Regions from separate parts of the Homo sapiens genome. Here regions 1 and 3 are each linked to region 2. A link is a contact called in ENCODE Hi-C or POLR2A ChIA-PET data. All regions are on one chromosome and are shown on one strand. Each heading gives the region's core, a stretch centred on a gene start or an enhancer-like site at or near the end of the contact. The rest is flanking DNA. Distances are from core to core; before and after follow the strand shown.

Evidence for each region. A loop is a pair of places that touch in the nucleus more often than their neighbours do. ChIA-PET counts read pairs that join two places held with the same protein, here RNA polymerase II (POLR2A). Pooled maps may share reads with other maps.
Region 1: a loop to region 2 is called in a pooled map, with 4 times the contacts of the local background. The contact joins two enhancer-like sites. A Hi-C loop is called at or near these places in 1 of 168 maps with a recorded cell type or tissue (naive thymus-derived CD4-positive, alpha-beta T cell) and 10 of 50 pooled maps. POLR2A ChIA-PET finds 5 or more read pairs at or near these places in 4 of 52 experiments (BJ, GM12878, T-cell and 1 more).
Region 3: a pooled map shows a loop between it and region 2 (4-fold over the local background). The contact joins two enhancer-like sites. A Hi-C loop is called at or near these places in 1 of 168 maps with a recorded cell type or tissue (naive thymus-derived CD4-positive, alpha-beta T cell) and 9 of 50 pooled maps. POLR2A ChIA-PET finds 5 or more read pairs at or near these places in 8 of 52 experiments (B cell, PC-9, activated CD4-positive, alpha-beta memory T cell and 3 more).

Annotation. Positions count from the first base shown.
Region 1 is chr2:9,654,336-9,657,065 of GRCh38, reverse strand. All of the region lies in intron 3 of LOC105373418 (a long non-coding RNA gene), which reads right to left. Among named protein-coding and RNA genes, the nearest start is that of YWHAQ, 25 kb to the right of the region's middle. RefSeq lists enhancers at 108-277, 235-736, 788-887, 1,518-1,757, 2,081-2,190. Within about 2 kb of position 1,450, at least 6 of the 41 ENCODE cell types and tissues checked have a DNase peak (open chromatin) inside an H3K27ac peak, as active enhancers do.
Region 2 is chr2:9,798,093-9,800,792 of GRCh38, reverse strand. No RefSeq gene overlaps it. Among named protein-coding and RNA genes, the nearest start is that of TAF1B, 44 kb to the left of the region's middle. RefSeq lists enhancers at 1-141, 142-977. Within about 2 kb of position 1,397, at least 13 of the 41 ENCODE cell types and tissues checked have a DNase peak (open chromatin) inside an H3K27ac peak, as active enhancers do; they include PC-9, where a contact is called at or near this core.
Region 3 is chr2:9,593,404-9,596,103 of GRCh38, reverse strand. The region is part of intron 2 of YWHAQ (tyrosine 3-monooxygenase/tryptophan 5-monooxygenase activation protein theta); the gene reads left to right. Among named protein-coding and RNA genes, the nearest start is that of YWHAQ, 36 kb to the left of the region's middle. Within about 2 kb of position 1,288, at least 10 of the 41 ENCODE cell types and tissues checked have a DNase peak (open chromatin) inside an H3K27ac peak, as active enhancers do; they include PC-9, where a contact is called at or near this core.

The DNA of each region.
Region 1 (2,730 bases), core at 201-2,700, 140 kb after region 2:
CCCACTCAAATCCAGATACCGGGGAAGAGACTTCTAGAGGGACCATCAGAAGCATGCTTGGTGGCAGATGTGCTACCCCTCAATAAGAAAGGTGTTTTGTTTATTTGGTTTTTGTTTTGAGATGGAGTCTTGCTCTGTCTTCTAGGCTCACTGCAACCTCTGCCTCCCAGGCTCAAGTGATTTTCGTGCCTCAGCACCCCAAGTAGCTGGGACTACAGGCGTGCACCACCACACGCAGCTAATTTTTGTATTTTTAGCAGAGATGGGGTTTCGCCATGTTGGCCAGGATGGTCTCAAACTCCCGACCTCAAGTCTATCCGCCGATCTCGACCTCCTGAAGTGCTGGGATTACAGGCGTGAGCCACCGTGCGCAGCCAATAAGAAAGTTTTTAAAAAGGGAAGTCATTATCCACTCCTCTCAGTCAGATGCATTGGCTTCTGGCTGTCTGGGTTGTCTAGAAGCAGATTCCGTGCAGGCTGAGCACAGCAGGGAAAGGGCTCCGTTAGATGGGGGTTGAGTCTTTGTTTCACACTGACTCATCCCTGCATCCTGAGGCTGTTGACTGTGTAGACTCAGCCCTGGCATAGGTGAACTGGGGTCAGGCCTGTGGTTCTCACTTGTAAATCTGAGATAATCTATAAATGGTTTTCTCTCTGGTTTTCTTTCCCAGTAGAAGCGGTTCTTTTGTTTTGTTTCTTGTTCTTTGTTTTGTTTTTTTTGTTTTTTTTTGGAGACAGAGTCTCACACTGTCACCCAGGCTGGAGTGCAATGGTGCAATCTCGGCCCACTGCAACCTCCGCCTCCGGGTTCAAGCGATTCTCCTGCCTCAGCCTCCTGAGTAGATGGGACTATAAGCGCACGCCACCACGACCAGCTAATTTTTTATATTTTTAGCAGAGACAGTATTTCACTATGTTGGCCAGGCTGGTCTCGAACTCCTGACTTCATGATCTGCCCACCTCAGCCTCCTAAAGTGCTGGGATTACAGGCATGAGCCACCACACCCAGCCTAGTAGAAGCAGTTCTTACAGAAAAGTTTCTATTTGCAAGAGAGGTGACTCAAAACTTGATAATTGATTTTGTTTTGCTGTAAATGTCTTTAAACATTTTTAAAAACCCTCTAGAACTTTGGAGGGGGAGGCTTCCCTGCCTGGGGCTGCAGACTGTGGTGGGGGCTGCCAGTCACATCAGTGGGGGCTGGGCACACCCAGGACCCTCCAAGGGCTCATTTCTTACCCCAGGGTCAGGGTAAGCATCTTTGGTGACCACAGTCAAGGTGGGCTGGAGCCATAGGTTCTATTTTATTCTGAAACATGCCTGTGAAGTGCACCCGGCCTGGGGAGTTGGAATTACTCATGCCCAGTCAGTCAGCTACTGAAGATAAAAATCAGAACAAAAACTAAAGATGCTTGGGGTTGTGGCGTGGTTGAATAGCTAAGTCACACTTCATCTTCTTCCACTCTCAGCTCAAAGATCGAAGGAAGACCAGAGTCTGACAGTCATCGAGTCTGACGCACTCCCACTGCAGCAAAAGTTTGAATTCCCCTCTCCAGCATTCTGGCCACCGAGTGGTCCCTGCTGTCCTTGAGGGTCTTTGGTGACAAGGAACTCACCTTCCAGGGAAGCCTCTTCCACCCTGGGACAATTCAGATTATGAAAGGACACTCAGATACAGAGCTGAAACTCTCTACCTAATTGTTCCTTTTGGGTTTCACAGAAAAAAAGAAAAAAAAATTTTTTTTTGAGACAGGGTCTGGCTCTGTCACCCAGGCTGGAGTGCAGTGGCATGCTGTCAGCTCACTGCAACCTCCGCCTCTCTGGCTCAAGCAATTCTCGGGCCTCAGCCTCCCAAGCTGGGACTACAGGCACACCCCACCCCACCCAGCTGATTTGTTGTATTTTCAGTAGAGATGGGGTTTCGCCATGTTGGCCAGCCTGGTCTCGAACTCCTGGCCTCAAGTTGATCTGCCCACCTCAGCCTCCCAAAGTTCTGGGATTACAGTTGTGAGCCACCATGCCTGGCTGGGAAAAAATTTTTTTTGTTCTTCTTTCAATGGACAGTTCTTCGAATATCTGATAACAGTTTTCAGAGTCTCCTCCAAGCTATAGCCTCAGTCCTTCAGGTAACCCCTGTGACGTGTCTCGAACCTCCCCAGCAGCCCTAGTGGCTCCCTCTGCATGCAGTCCAGGCTGTCCCCATCTCTCTTAAAGCCTGTGAGCACAAAAGTCCAGTTTTCCGGGTAAGCAGCCTGTGGCTGCTAATACTGCATGGTGCTTGGCATCACGTAGGCAGCCATAGCACTGTGGAAGAAAGGAGAGAAGTGGAGTAGAGAAGACAGGAGGGAGAGTGGGAAAGAAAGGGAAGATGAAAGAAAAGGAAGGAGGGAGGGTAGATGGCTTTCAGCCAACATCTGCATGTCACTTCTAGCAGAGTTGCTGCTGTTGCCGTCTCCCCTGCCTGGGCTGGGCTGGACTGGGCTGTCCCAGACCCTGTCCCCAGATGCCCCCACAAACTTGCTGCTATTCAAAAGGCTGGCTCTCATGGAGTCCTCAGCATACCTGCTCCTGCTCCTTCTCCTGGAGAACTGGGCCCTGGAGAGAGCACAGCACACAGAGGCAGCTAGGAAAGCTGACAGCCTCCCCGCCCCATTCAGCACCGTACCCCAGTACTTAGAGCTGGGGCCCCAGGAGGGATGCAGAGGTCCAAGTTTGGGCTCCAGAAGCTGCTG
Region 2 (2,700 bases), core at 148-2,647:
TGTTGGGTAAACCCTCCCAGTTAGTAGACTCCTCCTCTCACCCCCTGAAAGCTTAGACTAAGGGTCTCTTAGGCTTCTGCCAGTGAGGAGTCCAAAAGGGACAAGAGGCTTCAAAAAGAGGACAAGCCCCCAGTGGACTCCACTCAAGCTGGGCTCCGAGAGGCTTAGGAGGCTTCCAGGTTCCACTGGCAGTGGGTATGAAAATCCCTTTGCTACAAGTATTCTGAAGCCATGCCTGAATTTCTCCCATTCATTCACTCATTCATTCACTCTTCATTCATTCATTCATTCATTCATTCATTCATTCATTCATGCCTGCCTGCTCATCTATGCTTGAGTGGAACAGGCCCAGCTGATGTCCTGTGTGTACCCGGCACAGCTGCCACAGCTCCCAGCCCATCCACTCTGCCAGCCCACCTGGCCCCACAGGGCCAGGCCTGCAGGTGTCCTCTCCCAGGCAGGGGGCAGAGGAGGCAGCTCACTTCAAAGGGCCCCTGGCTTTGCCTGGGTCACAGTCTGGAGCTCCCCACTAAGAGCCGAGAAGCGTGGCCCTACAGAGGGTCCCAAAGCCTGAGGAAGGGAAGATAGGGAACTGCCCAGAATTGGGTAGCACTACTTCCCCATTTTACAGACGAGGAAACTACAACTTAGAGAGAAGAGGTTTCTGGCCCAAAGTCACACAAAGTCAAAATTGGACCCTGGTCAACATGGAAGGGGAGGGAGTGGAAAAGAGATGGCAGGGGAATGGAAGGGAAGGAAGAGAAAAGAAGTCTCTGGAATCGGCATGGGAAATGAAGAGACTCCCCCAAGGCCCTGTCCTCATTTACCCTCTGCGCCTGGCCCTTCCCTGCCCTGCCGGCTGGATGTCCAGGGACCCACCCAGCCCGACCTGCTCTCTGCCGCGCTGCTCACACTCGGCTGCTGTGCGCTCCTGCCCTCTGGTGGCAAGATCTGGAAGCGCGTTGTCACTGCATCCCAGCACCTCTAGAGGGGAAACTAGGAGCAAGTCAGTTCACCACCCACTGTGTGCAAGACACTGAGCTGGAGACCTAGGGAGGAGGGAACACAGCCCCGTTTCTGAGAGTGCAAAGTTTAGGGGACAAGACAGACAGGCAAACAGACCACGGCAACACAATGAGATAGGGACTTGGCTGGGGGAAGCTCAGGTTGTTTTAAACCTAAAACAAGCAGCCCCCAAATCTATGAGGAAGAGCCTGCCTAGCAGAAGGTCCCACCATGCCCAGGAACATTTGGGCAGCACCTGCTCTGAGGGCTCTGGGCTGCCTGGCTGGGGTGGGACAGACCCAGAGTCCTTTCTGATCTGTCTGCAGCGAGAGCCCTGGAGCCAGAGGGGACCCGAGGAGGTTTGCAGGCTGTGGTCTGGGCAGGAAGGAAGGGCTGAGGTCCCCACCCTTCTTCTCCCTTTCTTAACCTAGTGCAGACCCAGCTGAAGCCAGCCTCACAGGGTTAACAAGAACTGCGGACAGTCATATAGCTATAATTAAGCATTCATCAGGCTGTACTTTGACCCACTTCCTTGTAACCAAAAGTCACGTAGCCCTAGGTACGGACAGTTCACATCCCCATGGTTCCTATTGATAGGATCTCTGACCTTAGAATCATAGGAATTTTGTTTAAGAATTGCTTAAGCAGATCCTGAATTCCATCAGAACAGCTGATGCCAACCAGCTCGAAGACCCCCACAGAGGAACGGAATCCGCGTGACAGTGAGGTTTCTTCATCTCCTTGTCCCGTGACTGCACTCTTCGACCAATCAAGGACCTCCACACTTTGACCCACTTCAAAACCCTTAAAAATTCGAGCCCCGAACTCCCTGGGGAGATGATGGATTGGGGGTTTCCTCCCATCTCCTCACTTGGTGGCCCTGCATTGATTAGACCTCTCTCTCTGCTGCAATGCGGCATCTTGCATATTGACTTCCTGCACGGGTCAGGCCATGAACCTATTACGGTTCCAGAGCTTCAGGCTGGAGAGGCAGAGTGACAAGAGGGTTCAGTAGAAGGCTGGGAGCCAGACTGCCTGGGGTCTTAACAGCAATTGCGTCCTCTGGGCTTCAGTTTTCTCTTGTGTGAAAAGGTAATAAGAACAGTGCCCACCTCTGAGGGTCGCCCTGAGGGTTAAACACACTGATACAGAGAAAGTGGGCAGAATGGTGTTTGGCCCATGGTCAGGGCTGATCATATCTGCTCTTGCCAATAATGCCAACTCACCAGCATCCAGCCCTCCTTTCTTTGGAAGAGTTTCCCATCTCACTCTCATGGCAGATAGTACCACCCAGAGTAGGTGCAGAGGCCCAGAGAGAGGAGGTGTCTCACGTGAGGTCACTGGGCGAGCAGCAACTGTGTTGAGCCTGGCACCCAGGCCTCTGGGCCTAGAGGTTGCAGCCTGGATTCCCAGCCCCCTTGTGTACCTTCTGGGCATCCCTGACTTCCGAGTCCCTGAACTGCCCTCCTCAGTGAGGAGTCTACTTTGCTACTTATTAACAGACTCTCTCACAGGACTGCTGGGCAGGTGCAGCCAGTTTCAGAGTCGCAGCATCCATAGCATTTGCTGAAGCATTGGCTACAGGCAACACCTGTATTGCATTTGTCTTCCTGGAAGATAATGAGCTCTAAAGCTTCACTGTGAAAAGTGTGGTCCCTGAGCCAGCAGCATTGGCCTCACCTGGGAGCTGGTTAG
Region 3 (2,700 bases), core at 39-2,538, 200 kb after region 2:
CCTATTTTTCTAAGATTAAACTTATTCTGAGTTCCTTTAGCATTTCCTAAAGCAACCTCTATAATAACTTACATTCTTTCCTTTCACTTTCCTTGTTTCTTTGGTCTAGAGTGTTCCAAATTACTAGTTCATCTTTTATTGTGGGTAGTACATTGACCTCTTAGTTTTCAAATTCTCAAAAAGGAACACACTACCATCCACATTTTACCCTCAGTCAAGTAACACTGTCAGCACCAGAGGGACCTTCAGTCTTAGCCCACCAAAACTCCCAAGATAATAAAATTTGCTAACGAGTTTACAAGGGGGAGCTCCTGCTTAATTGATAAGAATAACGTACAGAAGAAATCAGTGGGGGAACATCTAACTATACTCCCGTCTGGTGACTTTTTTTTTTTTTTTTTTTTTGAGATGGAATTTTGCTCTTGTTGCCCAGGCTGGAGTGCAATATCTCAGCTCACTGGAACTTCTGCCTCCTGGGTTCAAGCAGTTCTCCTGTGTCAGCCTCCCAAATAGCTGGGATTACAGGCATGTGTCACCATACCCGGCTAATTTTGTATTTTTAGTAGAAATGGGGTTTCACCGTGGTGGTCAGGCTGGTCTTGAACTCCTGACCTCAAGTGATCCACCCATCTCGGCCTCCCAAAGTGCTGGGATAACAGGCATGAGTCACGGCACCTGGCCCTCGCTCCTGACTTCTGGGAAAGACTTTCAGGGAGTTATGTGTCAGTTTGGGGTTTTTGGTCTCTGATCCGTGTTTTTTACAATAATTTTAAAATATTATACATTTATAGGCTATATTCTATCTGGCATTAATAATATTTGGTATTGATAATACAGATACAGACTTGATTATTTGGGAAAGACATGAAGCAGACTCCATTATGTCTTTTAGTTGAGCTAAAGTATACATCTTTACTACTGATAGTATATGGAAAGACGGAACTATTCTGTACCTGTTGTTTCCTTCACAGAGAGCTAGTGGCATCTGACAAAGAACCATGATACCTGGCTGAAACTCCAGGATGGAAGTAATGCCCAAGTCACTTTGTAAAAGCCCAACACTGTAAATCATACGTAATGGTTATATGCAAACTAGTAGTCAAAGTTAATAATTTTAGAAAGAAGAGGTTAGCTCATAAGTGGCTGTGTTGTAATGAATGCAGTAGCTGTTTGGCAGCTTTCTGAATCCTTGGAAGGCCCTTTGTCCACAGTCCTTGAGAACACCCACACATCTAGCATGAGTGACTCAGGAGAGACTAGTGCTAGAATGGAAATTTCTCTCTTCCCTACTCCTCACCCTAAGCCATTGTTCTAGTCAGACTTTTCTCAGCCCCTGCTCTTACAAATCTACCACAGTTAACAGAGCACTAGGTCTTAAAGGTACTGAGTAGCTTTTTTTGTGACCATAAATAATATCTTCACCAGAGCTGGCATCTTTTTGGAGATCCTGTGGAATTTCATTGTAACTGACTGACTCACTTGGAGGAACAAGAAAAGTGAGAGGCATCTTACTTTACATTAGAGTTCCTTGGTGTGGGTACAGGCAGAGGTGGTATTTCTCTCGGTATAAATACTATGTTTGCCTTCTTTGATACTACTTCTCAGAATCCACTCATTTAAAGATACCAATGACTGAGTCAGTTTGAGATCTAGAACTTTTTTTGTGACTATCTCACTATTGCCTCCTACCCTCCTCCTTCCACCACAACCCTAAATTCAGTTCATAAAAATAGTTTTTAAATTGAAAGTCATCCATAATACATGAAAATGGTAATAGAGGAAAAAGTTAAAGTAATATAATTTTTTAAGATTCGAGTGTCTCAGTTTATTAAAAAACTATTAAAATTATATTGGTGATGTTGAGCACAATAAATTCTGAAAAACTGATTTGTCTGTTGTTTTTACAGTTAAGAGTGTAGTGATACTGGAGCAGCACTTGTCACAGTTGCCTTTAATTTGGGTGTGGCCCTAATGACCTCTTTTGCCACACTCCTGGCTCAGCAACTTTCCAACTTGAGCCACAATTTTGATACTCATGACTTCTATAATGCATAAACTTCTGAGACTTCGATACATAATTTTATACTAATTTTTTGTGCGTGCGTGTGTGTGTGTGTGTGTGTGTGTTTTAACTTCCTCTGGCCTCAGGCCCTTAAAAAAGTGTGTGTGTGTGTGTGTGTATATATATATATATATATTTTTTTTAATCTATTTAAAATATTTTTTCAATTAAAGGATTTTTAATGTTTTTCTGGTTTTTTTCTTTTAGAGACAGACAGGATCTCTTTTGCTCTGTCTCCCAGGCTGGAATGCAGTGGCACGATCATGGCTCACTGCAGCCTCCACCCCCGGGGTTTAAGCCTTCCTTCTGCCTCAGCCTTCCAAGTAGCTGGGATTACAGGTGTATGCCACCACACCTAATTTTTTTAAAATTCTTTGTAGAGACAGGGTCCCATTATGTTGCCCAGGCTGGTCTCAAACTCCTGGGCTCTCAGGCAATCCTCTTGCCTCTGCCTCTACTTCCCAGAGTGCTTGGATGGTAGGTGTGAGCTGTTGTACGCAGCCTCTGTTTATTTTCTTTAAAAATAACTTATGGGCCAGGCGCAGTGGCTCACGCCTGTAATCCCAGTACTTTGGGAGGCCGAGGTGGGCAGATCACTTGAGGTCAGGAGTTTGAGACCAGCCTGGTCAACATGGTGA